Linked DNA regions of Homo sapiens: region 2 is linked to region 1. A link is a loop called in an ENCODE intact Hi-C map of the cell type or tissue named here. Cell type or tissue: heart right ventricle. All regions are shown on one strand. Links, peaks and the distances in the headings refer to the core of each region. The heading gives the core; the rest is flanking DNA. Region 1 overlaps ADGRL2 (adhesion G protein-coupled receptor L2). Region 2 overlaps ADGRL2 (adhesion G protein-coupled receptor L2).

Region 1 (8,000 bases), core at 1-8,000:
TAATGATTAAATAAATTAGAAAACCTAAATTAGTTTCTTTAGCTAGATGTACTTCAGGGCCTAAAAACCATCTGATGGAAACACTAAAGTGAATTCCTTAGAAGGAGCATTTACATAATGTACATCATGTAATCTACAAAATTGCTGGGTTTGAAACCATAAGTCTTGGCTGTGAGTCTAGCTCTTGATTTTGACTGATTAAATGAGGATAATAACATCTGTCCAATCTATTCATAAGGCAATTGTGGGGATCAAATGAAGTAACATGATAAACGTTTGTTATATAAAGTAAGATAAAGTTTATATAGGTATGTTTTGCCATTTAACTGTTAAAAGCCATCATCAGTCTTTTTTTTCTATGTCTCTGTATTGTAAGGAAGTAGATACATTCTGACAAAATGCTGTTTTGAGTCTTTCTAAACATTCAGCTATGCAAAGAATCTAGGTGCAAACAAAAGCAAAATGAGGAAGATGGAATCTGACAAGAAGGAAAGTGAGTGGATTCCAAGAGGTCAACATGAGCTTGCTCAGAGGAAAAGGAGCTGTGTTTTGACTGAGAGACAAAGGTTGGTAATTTGCATTTGTTTCTACAGACACCTGGCAGAATGTTGGAAGAAGAGGAGGCAGTTCCATTTTTATGCTCCAAAAATAGAACTAAGCTACATTGTTCCTGAATTTTTTTTTGCCATTTTATTTTTAGATTACTTTTTAAAAGGAAAAAAAAGTCATTTTGTGAGCTGTACGTTACTTAAGAGAATACCAGAAATAGTATATTCAGAAAAAGACCCATTTCACCTATTATAGGTAAGGATGAATTTAATTCCTTGTTGCAGATAATCAGCATAACAGTGTTACAGTAACATGATCATTTTTACTGAGTCACAATATCACATGATCAAATGGTAACACTATTTTATTCATCTTTCACTACTTCTGACTTTATAATTAGGAAAAGTGATATAGGGCAATAAATAAAAATTTCCAAGTCCTTCCTAATGATGAGTTTAGGAGCAGAGCTAAGGAAAGCTTTAATGTAGGCTGTGTATCTATCCAGTCATTTTGTCCACTGTGCCCTATGATTTCTCTTAGATGGAGAATTCCCTCTTAAGGGATAAATGAGGTCAATGGGCAAAATTTTACAAGTGTTGGCAGGTAACATTCTGTCCTTTGATGTTAATTACTTAAGGACAAAAACAGTGCTTTGTTTAAAAAAAATTTAATAATGTCTTAAAATACATCTAGAGAAAAAGTAAATACAATTGTAGAAACATTATCTGGCTTTATTTTCCATAACATTCTAGTTGGTCATAATATAAATAAATGCTTGAATTTTCGGAGATGTTACAATATGATACATTTCATTCAACAAATATTTATTGACCTTGTTCCGTACAAGGATGTGCTTATTGTATTGTGGATGAGGTAAGACACAATTTCTGCCTTTGAGAAATTAGAGGTCCTTTGGTAGTATAGTACATATCTGATTAGGCTTTTAAAGAATCATGGTAAAGTGTACCTCTAATTATTTTTTAAAGGCAAAAATTAAGAGTGTGTTTTTTTTTTAATTTTATGCAACACTAGCTTTAACTAGTAAAATTCAAGAATGGTTAAAAACAAGAACTCTATAAACATCCTAAAAATAAACAGAGAAATAAAAACCCAAGTAAACAAATAAACTGACTATAATAGGTAAGATGGCTGCTTTGCAGATTCACAATTAAAATCCTTTAAATTGTTCTCCCTTTGTTTCTGACTCTTTGTTTTTGAATGGCCTGATAAGAACAATTTACTTTCTTTTATCCCAAACTTCTGAACATAAGGGTTTTTTTTCCTTGCTCTTCTTAAACAATTTCCTGAAGTGTACAGGACCATAATTTGGTGTTCATAATTTTCTAAGCATATTAATTATTCCCTTGGGAACAAAATATTAGTAGTACTAAAACATTCTGGAAAGAAAGAAGTTATTCATTATCCACTACAATGTATAAAATTTATAAGGAAACTAAAAAATGTGAATGTGGAAAAATGTGAACATATAAAGTATTATATTGCAAAAAGAAGAGGAGTAGAAAATGATAAAATCTTAGAAGTGAACTCAGAAGAAATATTTTTCAATGGCAAAAATCAGGGACAACTTTCCAATAAAAGTGACATACTAAAATGAAATCTACCAATATAAAAATACAATCAAGACTTAAGTATGATAAAGTCATTCTTCCTAGTTAATACTAACCAAGGTGAATATGCCATAGAAAACTTATCTCAATTAATCCTTTAAAAACAGACTGTTCAATGCATTTCTCCTCTTTTGCTCCCCTCACTTAACTGAGGTTTTTGACATTACATGTGTTTAATGTATCTTTCTAGTTACACATACAATACATTCACAATACAAGTTCAGAAAATAAAGAAAATTACAGAGGAAAAATACAGCTACAATCCTATATACAGTGGTAGCAGGCAGCACTTGTATACCCGTTTTACAAATAATTGAGATGTGTCCTTCCAAAGATTACTTAGATACTATATTTCAGGGCTGGGATTCAATATACTGTGGTCTGGGCTCTACAGCCCACAGACTTCCCATATAAAATTAACCAATTTATTCTGGGTGAAAAGATTAGAAGTCTCCTAACAAAGATATACTAAGTCTATATTTAAAAGTTTCCATTTCTATAAAAAGTAATCCAACTTAAAAATCACTCAGAGATGAATGAATTGAAGATAAATAAATTAACATATAAAATACTGCCTCAAAGAAATCCTATTTATGTTATTTACATAATAGGTATGCTCATCAAATGACTTCTGCCTGACGGATTTGCCAGAATTAACTAATTCTCCATTTCCTTTGTAAAACACTAGCATCCCACAATCAGCAATTGGCCACGCTTCTACTCCCACTAGTCAAGTCACATGCTTAACAACAGTTAGTTGTATTTTTTCTAAACCTGTTTATGTCATTTATACTTTTACATTGCTAAATATCACATAAGCTCATAAATCCAAGTGCAAATGTAAGAACAAAATTTTTTAAAGCTGTTTCTAACATACTTAAAATGGAATGTTTTAAAAGATTTGAAAGTGAGTTCCTTTAAAGACAACTAAAAGTATTGGAAAAATAATCATAACTTTGAGGGATCTTTGCGCTCAAATTACAAGTGTCTGAATTCTCCAACTTGAAGAAACTGAAAATAAAACTTTTAGCTAATGCACTAATATCTAGATGTAAAGAAATTTATAGTTAAACCCAACACTAACTTAGCCTCTGAAACATGACTTGAAAGCATACAAATAATGAGGCAATGGTATGTGGAAGAGGACAAAATATCATCATTTCAAGACTAATTAATTATGAAATAAAGCATATGACATAAATCGTAAGATGGCAAAATAATACTGAATAAGATTTTTCTTTTTCCCAACTAAAGAAAAAAATTTCACCAATACATATTATTTACTAGTCTTATTAGAGAAATACAAAAATTTTTATATCACTTTGATGCTCAACAATTTATGTTACCACCAACATATATGACAATAAAATATCTTCTGGAATTAAATAGAACATATACTGAAGCACAGATACATTTTTAAAAATGTGGTTTTACAGTTATCTTATTTTCTCCAATGTTAAAAAAATGTAATGCTAAATTTTAGTTTGATAGAATAAATATTGTTGCTGCAATCTTTTTCAGGAGGCAATACATTCTGATAATTATAATTTTGCAGGGGAAAATATTCCAAAAATTTTTTCCCCTTTCTTACTTCTTTCTTGTTTTCTTAAAATACAACCGTGGAAATGAGAACAAGAGGCAGAGGGGCAAATAAACACATCTTTGATAAAAATCTGTAGTCATTTTAAGACAAAAAAGGTAGGTTTCAAATAAACTACTGGCTGCAAGTCTGAGTTCCTTTCTTCTTTGCATTTTTCTCATGACATAAATGGCTCTTTCCATCCATATACTTCTGTGCTTTCCCCTTCTCCCCCGCCCCCACCAATTATAATAAGTGATTTCTTTCTCCTCCTTACTTTTACTTTTGCCCAATTTATTTTTCTGCCTTTGATACGCATTTACAAAATAAATCACAACCATCCAACATGGTATTTCCCCTATTTCTCAATGGAAGGCAGGCAAAGAGGCAGGGAGAGAACAATGTCTCTACCATCCAATTGCTGCTCTTCTCCCTTGAATTCCAATGCAGCCACTCTTTGACCCTCTTGCTCTTTGTTTTTTCTTTTCAGTGTAAATACTACGAAGTTTAAACATAATATTTTGGCATAGGTTGAAAGGCTGCATGCATCAGTGAGAAAGGAAAAAGGTGGAGTTACAGCTGCGCACACAAACATTTGTCTAAACTTGGTAAGTACATGCAGTTACTCAATTATCCACACAGAAGCCACTACTAGTAAGTATAGGCTATTAGGATTGTGGTACATACATATGACAACCCACCAGGCTAAATGTCCATGCTAATAATTAATTCTGGGGATGAAACAACTCATTCAAGAATCAGATTTTAGCTTAGCTCTGGGCGTGTGTGTGTCTGTGTGCAGGTGTGTGTGTACAGGTAAATAGATGGCTATCTTTTAAGATAAGTCTGTTGAGTGAGAACAAATCAAGAAAAAAAAAATCCTTATTCAGCCAAAAAGAGTAAGTCATCAAACTGGGACATTTTTTTTTCTCTCCCACTGACAAAGATCATTCTTTTACCTATCCCCAAACAATAATTTCATAAATTATTATTTATAATAACCCACCAATATAATTTGCTGATAAAATTCAAACTGCTTAATGATATGACACAGCTAAACATCACCCATATTGATGAACATAAAAATACAAAGAAATTTTAAGAAAGAAAAAGGTACCACAGATTATAGGAGTGCACAGTTTGTTTTATGGTCATCAACCTGCTCAATTGAATCACATCCGTCTGAGCTTAGCAGCTTAAAATTCATTCCACAGCTTGCAGTGCTGACATGGATATGATAAGACAGAAGAACAGAAACATCACTCTGAAGTAACCTAGCTGAACTGTGCACGTTCTGACCCTTTTTGTCCTCCCTGGAGCTTTTGCTACCTGGCAAATGCAACTCTAAAGCTATACTTGTATCTCCAGATCTTTGCTGTTAGCCAAGCAGAAACCTATTTCTCCCTGGGACTAGCAGCCAGAGAGGTGTTCTCTGAAGAAGACTTCTAAATGAGTGTGTGAGCTGAACTCTTACTGAACTGAATTAATTATTAACGATGCAGATGGAGCTGTCCAAATGATAAGAACAGCTCCTGACGTGTCATGATCCAAGCTTTCATTAAACCATTTCAGGCATACTAATGGTTTCCCACTGCTCATTACTTACCAGCACTTTTCTCATAGATATAATAACTCTAGTGCCTGTAGGCAAGACATCCTATAGAAATGCAGAAGTAGGAAGTTTTATCTTCCTTAGCATATTATTTTTCTTCATAGATTATTATTTAGAATGTACACCTATTTAATACAACTAAGTGAAACAGTTTCAATTCAGAAAAACTGAAAATGCAAAGCTATACTTTCCTAGGAATAGCAATAGGTAATTGTTGTTATGGGAATATTCCTTAAAAGGATAGTATACAATACAATCTATATTATTAAGATTTGTGCCTGAATTGAGTTTACATGTCTTATCATCACCAGAGGGAAGATATATATATATATTTTTTCCCCACACACACTGTATCATCATATCATATCTCAATTTAAGTTAGATATTCTTTTGCAAGACGCTGTTTTGTACTCCTATACCACTCTTAATTTCTCTCTGTTGGGAAAATTAGAAAGCAAAGCAATCGCAGGAGAATTCCAACAAGATCTGTACTGGGATTGCTACCTACTGGGGTTTGTGTTTGAGAATGCTGTTGAAAAAGCCATTCACATCTCAACCTGAAGGATTTGGTAGAGGACAATAATGACAAGACTTATAAAGTAATAGTGTGCTCTACTATAAATGAACAACATAATAAAATGTCCTTTACCCTTTTTTCTTACTAAAAGCTGAGTATGTTGAAAATTAACTTCTTTTGCTAATTGAAATGTTTTTTAATGATCTAAAGTCAGTACTTATCTTCACAGATATCAAATAAATAAAACTACAGTATAAAAGGAGTAAACACATGATAGCCTCATTGGCCAAATATCCCTAAAGCAGTCTTTACATTTTTGCAACTTATGTGTTTGACGAAGGTCTTAGAGGAAAATGGAAGGTTATGTCTTCAAGGATCATGCCTCTTCATGTCAGCCATTGAACTCTAGACAGGCTTAGGCTGTGTTAACATATGAACACCAAGAACAAAAACTTGGGCAATCATCAGATTTAATAATTCTGATGAGAAATCAGTTTTCCCAGGAATACTTGAGAATGTTTTACTGGTTTAATTCATACAGGCATTCATCTCAAATTTTCATTTCACTTTGTATAAGTAATTGTGTAAAATAATTAATTTTAATGACAAACAAATATACACTTGAAGTGGTTTTAAGTTTCCTTCAAGTACTAGAAGTTTTTCTCAATTTCATGAAACACTGCTTAACCATGAAAAGATCCAAACGAGCTCATTTGTGTTACGTTTTTGAAAAAAAAGTAAGAAAAACTTCTTAAAATAGGAAGTATTTATGTTTCCTTTTCAGAGTTAATAACACCATTTCTCACCATAGTGCTACAACTGAGCAAGTTTTTTTTTTTTTTTTAAGACAGGGTCTCGCTCTGTTGCCCAGGCTGGGGTGCAGTGGTGCAATCATAGCTCACCGCAGCCTTGTGCTCCTGGGCACAAGAGATCCTTCTGCCTCTGCCTCCTGAGTATCTGGGACTACAGGAATGTGCCTCAACACCGAACTAATTTAAAAATATTATTGTAGAGGGGAGGTCTTGCTATGAAGTCCAGGCTAGCCTCTAACTCCTTGCCTCAAGTGATCCTCCTGCCTCAGCCTCCCAAAATACTGGGATTATAGGTGTGAGCCACCATGTCCAGGCCTGAGTGAAAGTTTTAAATACCAAAGTCTAGATACTGTAGCTACACTCCTTTATTTCAACTATATCTCAAATGTGACTAAGGGTAATATAAGATGTTTAAAAATATCTTAATGTCGTTATCCTTGACTTGCATCAAATTCATTTAAAAATAGCATTTCTTAAACTAGTATATTCATTTGGTATCTTCAGTCTTATAGAAGTAATTTTATTTCTAATAAATTTTAAGTTGATTTAATAGTCATTCGTTAATGCAAGCTTAAACAACTTTTTATATACTAAAAAGCATTGAGGATGTGGATATTCATTTAAAATTCACTTAAAATTAATTCATTAGAATTACATAGTAATTCATTAAATTACTATGTGGAAACTAAGATAATAAAAATTAAGGTAATATTCTTTCACTTTTCTGACATATTCATTTAATTTATAACATGGCCTATATGTAAGCATGTTTTTTAGATTATGATGTGATATGTCAGCTTATTAAATTAGAAATGAGAAAAAGTACTTTTTAGAGTAAAGATTTTCAGAAATATTAATTAGCAAGTTTATAAAAAATATTTAAAATATACTATTATCCTGTGAGACAGGCATATTTATAAATCTTTGTATAGATAGATAAACAAACAATAAAACAAATTATCCTTGTTTGAATAGCACTGCTAAAGCAGCAAGCTAAAAAGCAAGGGAAAACAGAACCTGCTTACCAGAATAATGAAGGTAACAGGTCCAATGAAGCTCCATATAAAGTAGTTATCAACATGAAGCCAGCAACTATTATGAAAAGAGAAGAATATGCATTAGTAGTTTCTATGGAACCTCAACATCACAAGGAAAATAGGATTTTAAAAACCTAACAGACAAAACTATCTTTACATTTGCCTTTGAAGATTCATTTATCATGTGCAAGACCTCTAATAATTCTGAGTTGGCTTTGACTTAACAAAGGAAAATAATTTATTTACTTCAAACTGCTGGTTTTATA
Region 2 (10,017 bases), core at 1-8,000, 140 kb after region 1:
CATGCAGCTCAATTTAATCACTCAATAAATGAGGAAAAAGGGAAGAAATCACTCAGGAAAACTTATCTGAGTTTACCTGCAAGAACCTAGAAACTGGTATAAAAAGAAGTATAAAAAGAACTAAACTGTGTAAGATGTTAAAAGGTTACAATCATGTAAGGGCCCAAAAGAAACTCAATAGCTGAAGGTTAAATTCATATCTGCCTTCCTATGCCTTCTTACCTAATGTTGATTGGCTTTCTCTATAGATGTTCACAGAGCATTATCTGCTTTCTGGCAATAAAGGACTATGATGTCATGTAAGACTTTCTAAGACAAACCCATGCAATACTAGATCAATGTTCTAACAGTGTGTATTAACTATGTATACTCTTACAATTAGCAGTTAGCAGTATGGGTTCGTCCCAGGTTCTTTTTACCCGTAGGAGGGAAGTGCTTCAGAAGCAATACCCCCTGGCCTGATGAGCCAAAAATGAAATTTCTCCTAACAGCAGATATGAATCCTGACCTGATAGATGACACTGAAAATAAAGCTGCAGTATCTCATGAAAAAACTCTCTGTTTGCTAGCCCCCCACTGAGTTAAGCTACTGTGCAAGCAAAGTGATCTCTAACTTGATTAGAAATTTTTTCATTATGTGGACTAATGAGCCATTGGTCCACACCTGGAATCTTTTTTAAATGTATAAAAACATTCAAACCTAACAGCAGGAATTCAGTTAGGTTTTCTTCCCCAAAAACGAGATGTAAAATCATCAGACTACACACAAGATTTTCACAACAATCCAAGCCAGAAATTTATATTATTAAACACAATTCCTGTTCACTGTTTATGATAGTATTATTCATTCACACAGATTACATATGATGTTAGATATGATGCATCTTCAATTCTAAAGCAAAGAGCAATGTCATCTGAAAATAAAATATTAACCCAAAGATTGTAACTGCCAAGTGTGACTTAAATCCAAGTGAACACTATTTACTTTCTGAATACAGAAACTCTTATTTTAAGTATTTCTAAATTTGTTATTTATTTAAATTATATTACATCATATCAATATACTGAACGTAGGGGACTGGAGGGACAAGGAGAACATGATAAAATATAACTTTGGAACAAGCAATTCAAGTAAAATTCTTTCAGCAAAATTAAAACGTTAACATTTTGAAGCTTATTACACAGACAACGGAATAATACACTTCTATTAGTTGACAGTATGCCCCTTCTCCACCTATCATTTTAATAATCGGTATAAGTGAGATCACTTAAAAGTACATATAAAATCAATTTTTTAATTCTTAAACATTTTTTCAAGAATTGGAATTTTTTAAAATCCATTATAATTTATATGCATTTCTCAGAGATTTTATACCCTTCACAAACTTTACAAGATTAATACATTTTCGTGCCAATAACTGCCACTATCAACTAGCTATAAAATTTATACATCTTAGCTCCATATTAACTTCTAGCCTGCTCTAAAAAACACCTGCATGTGTGTTGTTTTCATGTGGAAATAATATTTAAGACTAAGAAAACAATGGATTCCAGAAATCTATATAGTTAATAAATGATGGTTCCAATTATTTCATTAGGCTTCAAAAGTATATTTATTTCTTTAAAAATCAGGTCTGTCTTGAAAAATACACTCATTACTATTCCTAGATTTTAAAAATGTTTAATGCAATAGTGCTTAAGAAAAATTCCACATCTATTTTTAAGTACAAAGAAATAGTTATATTTCTGCAAATTTAACATTACAAAGAATATACATATACACACACATATACAGCTAAAGATATAAACAACATAAAAAGATGAACTATTATTAAAATGTAAGTTTTCATAAAAGACTACATATTTTAACTTAGGAGTTTTAGAATTATGCACACACTTAAGCAAATGTAACTAAAGATGAAAATTTCCACAAAATACTTTCCACTTTACTAAAATAAATGTAGTGAATAAATGTAAAATGTATACCAAAACAGAGCTTTCATTTAGTTCCCTCGGGATTATTTAGAATGGTTATATTTCATAAATGCACGTAAAATATAAATTCACATATCTAGCACTTTCTATATCATATCTGTGTTATCAAAAGAACTCAACCACCTAATAAACAATTCAATATTCAGGAAATAATTTTAACACCTATTTTTAAAATAATAAACAAATATTCTAGGCACTTCCATATTAAGAAGATTGTATAGTTCAAGTTCTCCTGGATTTAAAAAACAAAATGTAAACTGGATCTTACCTTCTGTATTTGGTAAGAAGCTGATTACAATGATAAACCACAGACTTCGCATTCTGCAACCAGAAGACACCATTATTGATCCCTTTAAGTATTTTCTTTGTATTCCTTAATGAATCTAGTTATAAATGCCCAGCTTCATCAAAACCATCAGTCTGCATCATTGATCTTCATATCTGAAAAACAAACAAATCCATCACTTACTCTATGGTCTTTCTACATAACAAAACAATTCTCTCTCTCCGTTCCTCTCTCTCTCTCCTGAATATAAAACATATTTTGATTCTATGTCCACTATGGAAGCTGCTCCTATACACTGGATATCTGAATCTTACATTCTGAAAACAGTCAAAAGCCCAAAAAGGTTGACTGCCTTTTTGACAGTCAAATTGCCAAAATTTGTACATGGCAAAATAATGCCATATACAAAGGGATTCTGAAAATGCCACATTCCTAATCACCAAATCAAACTTATTTCCCTGACTGCTAGGTATTCATAGCCCCTATGGATCCAGTTCTCCAAACTGCAGAGTGTACAAAAACTTCAGGAGTATGACTTAGTATTTCTCGGCTTCTAGGATCACATGAGACCAGGTCATTTGCTGGGTTCTGTCCAAGTGTTTTACTTCTTTCTGAGGTCGTGTGAGGAATCACAGCAAACATTAGCCTTATAATGCACATAAAATGAAGGCATTTCCCAAATATATCCAGCCTCCTCATTTAGCCTCTGAGGGAAAGGAAATCACAAACTTTTCTGTTAAAGGAACATCTTACAGTTTCTTCATGTTCGTTTCCTATTATTTTATTCTACATAATACTCTTACACCAAGTTTTCTCCAGTTATCCTTAACCTGCTGCAACTAAAGAGTTTTACAAAGTGCAGCAGGGAGGGAACTCTTCCCTCCCTTTCTGAGGTTGCATACATAACTCAGTAAAACAAACTCATTACATCATTTCGATGCTGTCACTAAACCATAAAGAAAATTTAGAAAACAAAATTTTCCTGATAACTTTTGAGTTCTTGCACATTATCTGACCTACTGTGCATTTACTACATGCTTCATGTAGCTTATCACACGGGATGCTATTAGCAGTACACTACATTCTACTATCAGTTCATTATAATGTAACCTGATTGGAAAAGCAGGCAGATGTTAAATGGTTTGAAACACTTATTACCTATAAAGGTACTATCTTGCTTTATTAAGAACACAACAAAAATAATGTAAGAAATTAATCTGAAATCATTCAGGCCCACAGTTTCAGAGATGTAAATGCTTCCCTAAGGATCCCTCTATGACCCAGAATTGGCCCAAGTTTTAGCTCTCTCTCTGAAAGCACTGAAGACACAGGGGAGAGGGAGGCATCACCAACATCAGTATTATGCCATTTAAGAACACCTCAGATGCTTATCTGTCCAAAGAAACAAAGGAAAATGCAAACTTCCTCAAAAAGAATGATGTATCCAAAATTAATCTGATGGAGACACATGGCACGCATCCCTGCAAAACTAGCTGGCTGGCTCTGTACATTTTTCACTCTGAGCTCCCATAGACTATTCAAAGGTAACCAAAACCAAAAGTGAACCTGCAGTTTACAACTGCTGTAGCAATGTGCCTGCCTTAAACCTGAAAGTTATTCTACATAAAGCATTTTAAAAAGTCAGATAATCTCATGGCTTGTCACATTTAAAAGGCCATCAATGAACAATTTCTTATATTCTTACAGTCTGTTCGATGATCTGATCAAGCAATCAGAATAATGTAAACGCGTGGATGAAGTGCTGCAAGTAAAATTAAGTCAGCCTTTGGACCACTCTAGATTCCAAGCAAAGAATTTTTACTGTCCAAGTTTTCATTGTTTGATTTGAATGAGCTAGTGCCTACAGGCAGCTTGCCCACATGCTCAACTCTTGCACACGTTTCCACTTTCTTAAAGTGATCCAAGATCAGTCTGTCTTCAGTCATCCACTATTCAAAGAGCCCTTGTTTGTGGGAAGGAGGAGGAAGGAAGAAATCAGGGACTGATGACTGCTTTGTAGGAAACAGCTGCCAAGATAGGAAAACCTCTGTTCGTGAAGGGAAAAAGGAGGAGGAAACCACACAATCAAGACCTCTATTGTGGTCTTTGGCCAGGAAAGAATATCTTATGAAAATTTTTATATACTAAAAATTCAGTGTATTCTGAAGGTTTGAGAATGTGAAACACAATTTTAAAAATACATATCATTCAATTATGAGACCATGTAAGTGGTTGTTTCTGACAAATGGAAACAGGTTCTAGAATGTATAAAATCATGGCTTCTTTTACAAAAATAAAGCTTAAGTCAATCTGCCTGTGTAATGAATAAGTAAAAAAAAAAGTCAAATTTATTTTTATCATTCTACAACCTGTGCCCAATCGCTTTTACATCAAATAAAATTATTTCCAAAACCTCAAGCTTTAAGTGCAATTTGGAAACTAAATCAAAAGATTTTACTGCTGTGACCCAAGTTTTAAACAACCTTCCATTAAACAAATGTTAATGAAAGTTGAAATACCTAACAAACCACAATCAGCTAAGAATAGAACGAATAAATAATCAAATATCATGACACTAATCCCAAGAAGGCATTCCTTCTAAATCATATTGGAGCCAAACCACTGGCATAGATAACAGCTAACATTTGTCCTTCAAATTCTGTAACTGCAAAAAGCTCAATAACAGCATTTCACAAAGCAAAACAAAAACAAATAACAAAACCAGAAAAGGTCTATTAAATTTCCTTTCAACAAACAGAAAAGATTACTTCAAATGATTCCCACATTAATAACTTTCTTTTGATTTTTAGAAAACCTTTTTCCAAGAACATCAAAGAGCTTAGGATGAAGTGGGGGAGGAACTGGGAGGGTAGAGGTGTAGTGCATGGTGAAGCTCCTGGTAATGCTTGCTACGTAATAGTTCATTTCTTAGTAAAACAAGATACAACAGATTTCTACTTAAACTATAAATGACTATGACTTTCAAAAATCCAAACCACTTCTAACGTACAACCTACTCCCACCTCTGCTTTTTCCTTATCCTTCAAATAAGATTCAAACAATTTCATCCTAATCTTGTTCCTATAAACCACAAACCATTGTCTACCAAACCTCTGTCATTTTTTTTGATCTAAGTATCCTATTACCCTGTCATGTAAAAAGTCCGTTAATGCATCATTACTATCAAACCTTCCAAAGCTGAGCAGTAACTTCCAGGAATATGCTTCAGCTGTGTATATCCCAACAGCCCTCAACGTTTTATACACTACGTGCAATGTACAGTCAGCTGCAGTCTTTCAGACAGTAACCTGCTTCCATTTATTAGCTGCATTAAATATCCCGCGCCTAAAACTGTCCGCAAAATTACTTAAAAGGACAACACCGCTAACTAATTTTAAGTCACATATTTACATTACATTACCAGGAAATCACACCTAGCCTTATTATGTGATGAGGCTTATTTAACAAATGTAGAAAAAATAAAATGTTTATTAATAAGCATCACTGAAAGAGAGTATAACACATTTCAAATTAATAAGGGCAAAAGAAAATTAAACTACAATTTTCTAAAACTGGTTAACTAATGTTGATATTCCACCAGGAGCAAAGCCACCATAAGGAGTTCTATCTAAAGCTTTATTTTTGGTTTCTACTCATGGACAGTGAACTACTGCAAACACTGGCTATTAAGCCCAAAACAGTTATAACATGAAGAGAACAGGAAAAGAAAAGAGCCAGCTAAGCATGAGAACTACCAAAGTCACCCATCCTTGTTATTATGCACTAATGCTGTGTAAAATGAAACATTAATGTTTTAGGTAAGCCTAAATTCTATGTACTAAATACATGTCAACTCTAAATGAAAACTGAAGTTAGCTTTACAAAATCAGTCTCAGATCTTATTTGCATCATAAAATTATAATCATTATGAGACAGAATTTACTAACAAGAGCCGCTTTTCTGTATTTTACCAAAACAAACAAACACAAAAAAGGATGACACTAACCCAATTCTGCCTTTTCATTTTCTGTGCAAAGGCTCAGAAAATGAAAAAATAAATTATAGTTTTATTTCACTTTAGCTGAACCTCAATCAGGTTATTCACTTTTCAGAAATATTTTATGTGTAATCTTTACAGACTAGATTTCCCCTTCTTAACATCAGAGAACACATCATTACCCCTGGGAGTTTTCCTTCAGTAAGTCAGCTAAGCAAACCCTTGCTATCCCTAATCAGAAAGGCTTTCTTAGAAGCTTCAGACATTCAGCATTCTTTGAGGTTTGAGTTTATTTTCTTTTCTTCACATGGATAGGGCTGGGGCTGGCAATGCTCACAGAGATTTTAAAACCACGTGGCCAGCCACTAGTCACCACCCTCTTTCTTCATTTTCTTTCTGCAGGCACTGCTATCAAGTCTAGAGGACATTAATTAAACTATTTATACAGAAGTCCCCTTAATATTCATCACTGGTCTTACCCTTTACTAAAATTTCTTCGTTTCGCAGACATAGTAGACACTCAGGAAATATTTCTAGTCATGGTACTTGTAATTCAATTCAAAAAAACTGCCTGAGGACTCTAGACTATTAGAAAGTTCAGGCCGGGCAAGGTGGCTCACTCCTGTAATCCCAGAACTTTGGGAGGCCAAGGCAGGTGGATCACGAGGTCAGGAGTTCGAGACCAGCCTGACCAACATGGTGAAACCCCGTCTCTACTAAAAATACACAAAAAATTAGCTGGACATGGTGGTGCATGCCTGTAATCCCAGCTACACAGGAGGCTAAGGAAGGAGAATTGCTTGAACCCGAGAGGTGGAGGTTGCAGTGAGCCGAGATCGTGCCGCTGCACTCCAGCCTGGGTGACACAGTGAGACTCCATATCAAAAAGAAGAAAAGAAAGTTCGGAGGAAATACAATGTCTTAAAATTGGAGAGGACTGCCATTTAAAAATAACTTTTTATTTACCTCAAATTGGGAAAAAGCTAACTTCTGTGTTGTCTGAAATACTGTAAGATACATATCACTAATCCTTACCAAAAAAGCAAGATCAGTATTATAAAGGTCAGAAATCTGAGGCTCCGAGAGGTAAAATAACTCAACTGAAATTACTCAGCTAATAAGCAGCAGAGCTTAGATCCCAATCAAGGCTATCTACAAAGCCATTCTTTCCACTATTCACCAAATTATTCCTTCAACAAATATTTACTGAGCACCTATTACATATGTTGTGTACTGAGGAAAAAAAGAAACAAAATTTCTCATCCACAGGGAGATTACACTGTACTTTAAAAATAACTCGTCCTAGTAAAAACCTGTAACTGCCTTGCACACAGTTAGGCTCCCAAAAAAATTACAGCTAAACTAGGTAGATAACAGTGTGCTTACTCTTCCATGCAATTTTCCCAACAACCTTAAGAAATATATCCATTTTATCTTAAAAGCAGAAAACTTAACCTACTCAAGGAAAGTAAGCAAGCAGAAGGGCTGAGAAATAAGCCCATGTTCTAAAATCACTACTGTTACTAATTATGTAGACCAGATAACCTTATTTTACTATCTTTTCCTTTAGAATAAAAAAATGAATACAGAACAAAATCATCTTGAGATACAAAAGTGAGGAAACACCAAAAGAATAGCGAGTTGATTTTTAAAATGTTTACATGAGCTAAACATCCCTTAGGTAATAACAGCTAAATATTAACTTAATTTTTACTATTTCCAGTTGAGCTATCCTAATTTACTCATTTATATTACTAAAGTGCCTAAATTATATAACTAATTACACTGATAAATTTTATCAACCAAACTACTAGAGAAGTTGTTCATAGTAAGTCCAAAGAATAAATACATAAATATTTCCTCCAATATAACTAGCAATGTATCTTTAATAGTCATGGAACAAAGGTTTTAATATTAACATCTACAAGATTATGGACTAATCATCATTCGGGTAAGTATAACAGAAAAAACTCAACGTGGCTCACTCATAAGATGCAATCTTATGTTTGGCTCACTGCACTGGATCCTTTGTTCATAAATCACCGTTACTGGCCATTCCCCGAATCAATATTCAAATTCCCTCTTGGTCTATATATACAACCACTAAATGAAATAATAATGACCCAGGATCTGTCATATATTAGATCATCAATATCACCATCAGAGGTTTCTTAGAGGTAATGAGGTAATCTGAGTAAAATACATCAAATGATCTTAAAAATAAATATGAAAAATTGGCCAGGCGCGGTGGCTCACGCCTGTAATCCCAGCACTTTGGGAGGCAGAGGCGGGTGGATCACCTGAGGTCAGGAGTTCGAGACCAGCCTGGCCAATGTGGCGAAACCCCGTCTCTACTAAAATACAAAAATTTGCCAGGCGTGGTGGCGGGCACTTGTAATCCCAGCTACTCAGGAGGCTGAGGCAGGAGAATCGCTTGAACCCGGAAGGTGGAGGTTGCAGTGAGCAGAGATGAGGCCACTGCACTCCAGCCCAGGAGACAGAGCGAGACTCCATCTCAAAAAAATAAAATAAAATATAGATATATGTGAAAAATTAACTATAAAGAATACACAGTAAGAAGCTGAAGTTTTGTGAAGTGCTATAGCACATTGCCTTTGTAATTAAATGATACAATTCATTTGCAAACTATGTCAATATAGTGTTATCTAAACTTACATTTCTTGCCTTTAACATAAAGTAGATCACATTAGCACTATACTTTCATGTATGTCCAGTCAAGTCAATGAATATCCAGTGAGTACTTCCTACACATTTTTAATGGATATCCAGTGCTAAAACGAGTGTTATTCATTAATTTTTTTTACCTTCTGTATTAACTGGTCCTGTGTTAGGTTCTAAAGGCATTATAAAACAGATTAAGATATAGCTGCCACCTTCAAGAAATTAATAATCTTATGAGAATTAAATATGCAAGAAAATGACCAAGATCCAAAATAAGCATTAAATAATAATTACTAAACCTCCCAAAACTTAATGGTAGTAAATGTGATGAGAAGCTAAGAGAAGTAACTAACAGCAGTTTCTGGATCTGTGTTTCCTTGAGACGTGTACCTAGATCAATCAGTCATCTTAATGAAGAGGTCAAGATCCAGATCAAGTGCACACTATAGAATCGTGGCTCAACCTGCCCCTACAAGGACTGCAGTAGCAAGCATCTAGGTCTCAAGTTCAGCAACTATATAAGGGTAGGAAGAGATTATAAATCTATGATTCAATCATTTTCCAATTTTCCCAATGATAAATTTATGGTCCTGATTCTACCTTAAGTAATGTTAAGGAAGCCATCTGGGGGCTTCTGCAATATGTTTAACTAAGGACTTGTCTCTTCTATCAAAATATGTCTCGGCAATTATTCTAATTCATATCTTAAAAAGAAGCAACTGTTTCAGAAAATCTTTGTTTTTGAAATCTACTTATAGATTATTATATTGACAGGAATATTATAATAACCTGAAGCATTTAGCTCACATATTTCACACTCTGCCTTCCTGGGAAAACTACAGATAACGAAAATTCAAAACAACATCAGGGACTTCTTTAAGAAAGAACAAGTTTCTATGCCTTAGCTGGGGTTAGTCCCGATTATGCCAAATGTTCCATACCATTTATATCTGTGTCTACAAGTAAAACTCAAAACAAAAGGATTTTCTTGAGTTGTACAGAAAAGGAATATACCAATTATTTCTAAATAATTAACTTAATTAATAGTACTAAAGAT

What was found. Peaks named below come from ENCODE experiments on the same cell type or tissue, not always from the same donor. Only the 100,000 strongest peaks of a DNase experiment are listed, where the experiment ranks them.
Region 2: it touches region 1 in a loop (2.0-fold over the local background); 1 of 110 quality-filtered maps calls a loop at or near these places.

What each region holds. Positions count from the first base shown.
Region 1 is chr1:81,971,641-81,979,640 of GRCh38, reverse strand. ADGRL2 (adhesion G protein-coupled receptor L2) reads right to left here. Exons shown (of 24, transcript NM_001366006.2): 17 at 7,723-7,789. Among named protein-coding and RNA genes, the nearest start is that of ADGRL2, 170 kb to the right of the region's middle. In heart right ventricle, for the core only: no CTCF peak of the experiment used is centred there; no DNase peak of the experiment used is centred there.
Region 2 is chr1:81,829,304-81,839,320 of GRCh38, reverse strand. It overlaps ADGRL2 (adhesion G protein-coupled receptor L2), which reads right to left. Exons shown (of 24, transcript NM_001366006.2): 2 at 2,264-2,436. The coding sequence starts at 2,336. Among named protein-coding and RNA genes, the nearest start is that of ADGRL2, 33 kb to the right of the region's middle. In heart right ventricle, for the core only: no CTCF peak of the experiment used is centred there; a DNase peak (open chromatin) is centred at 4,164; H3K4me3 peaks cover 839 bases; H3K27ac peaks cover 2,031 bases.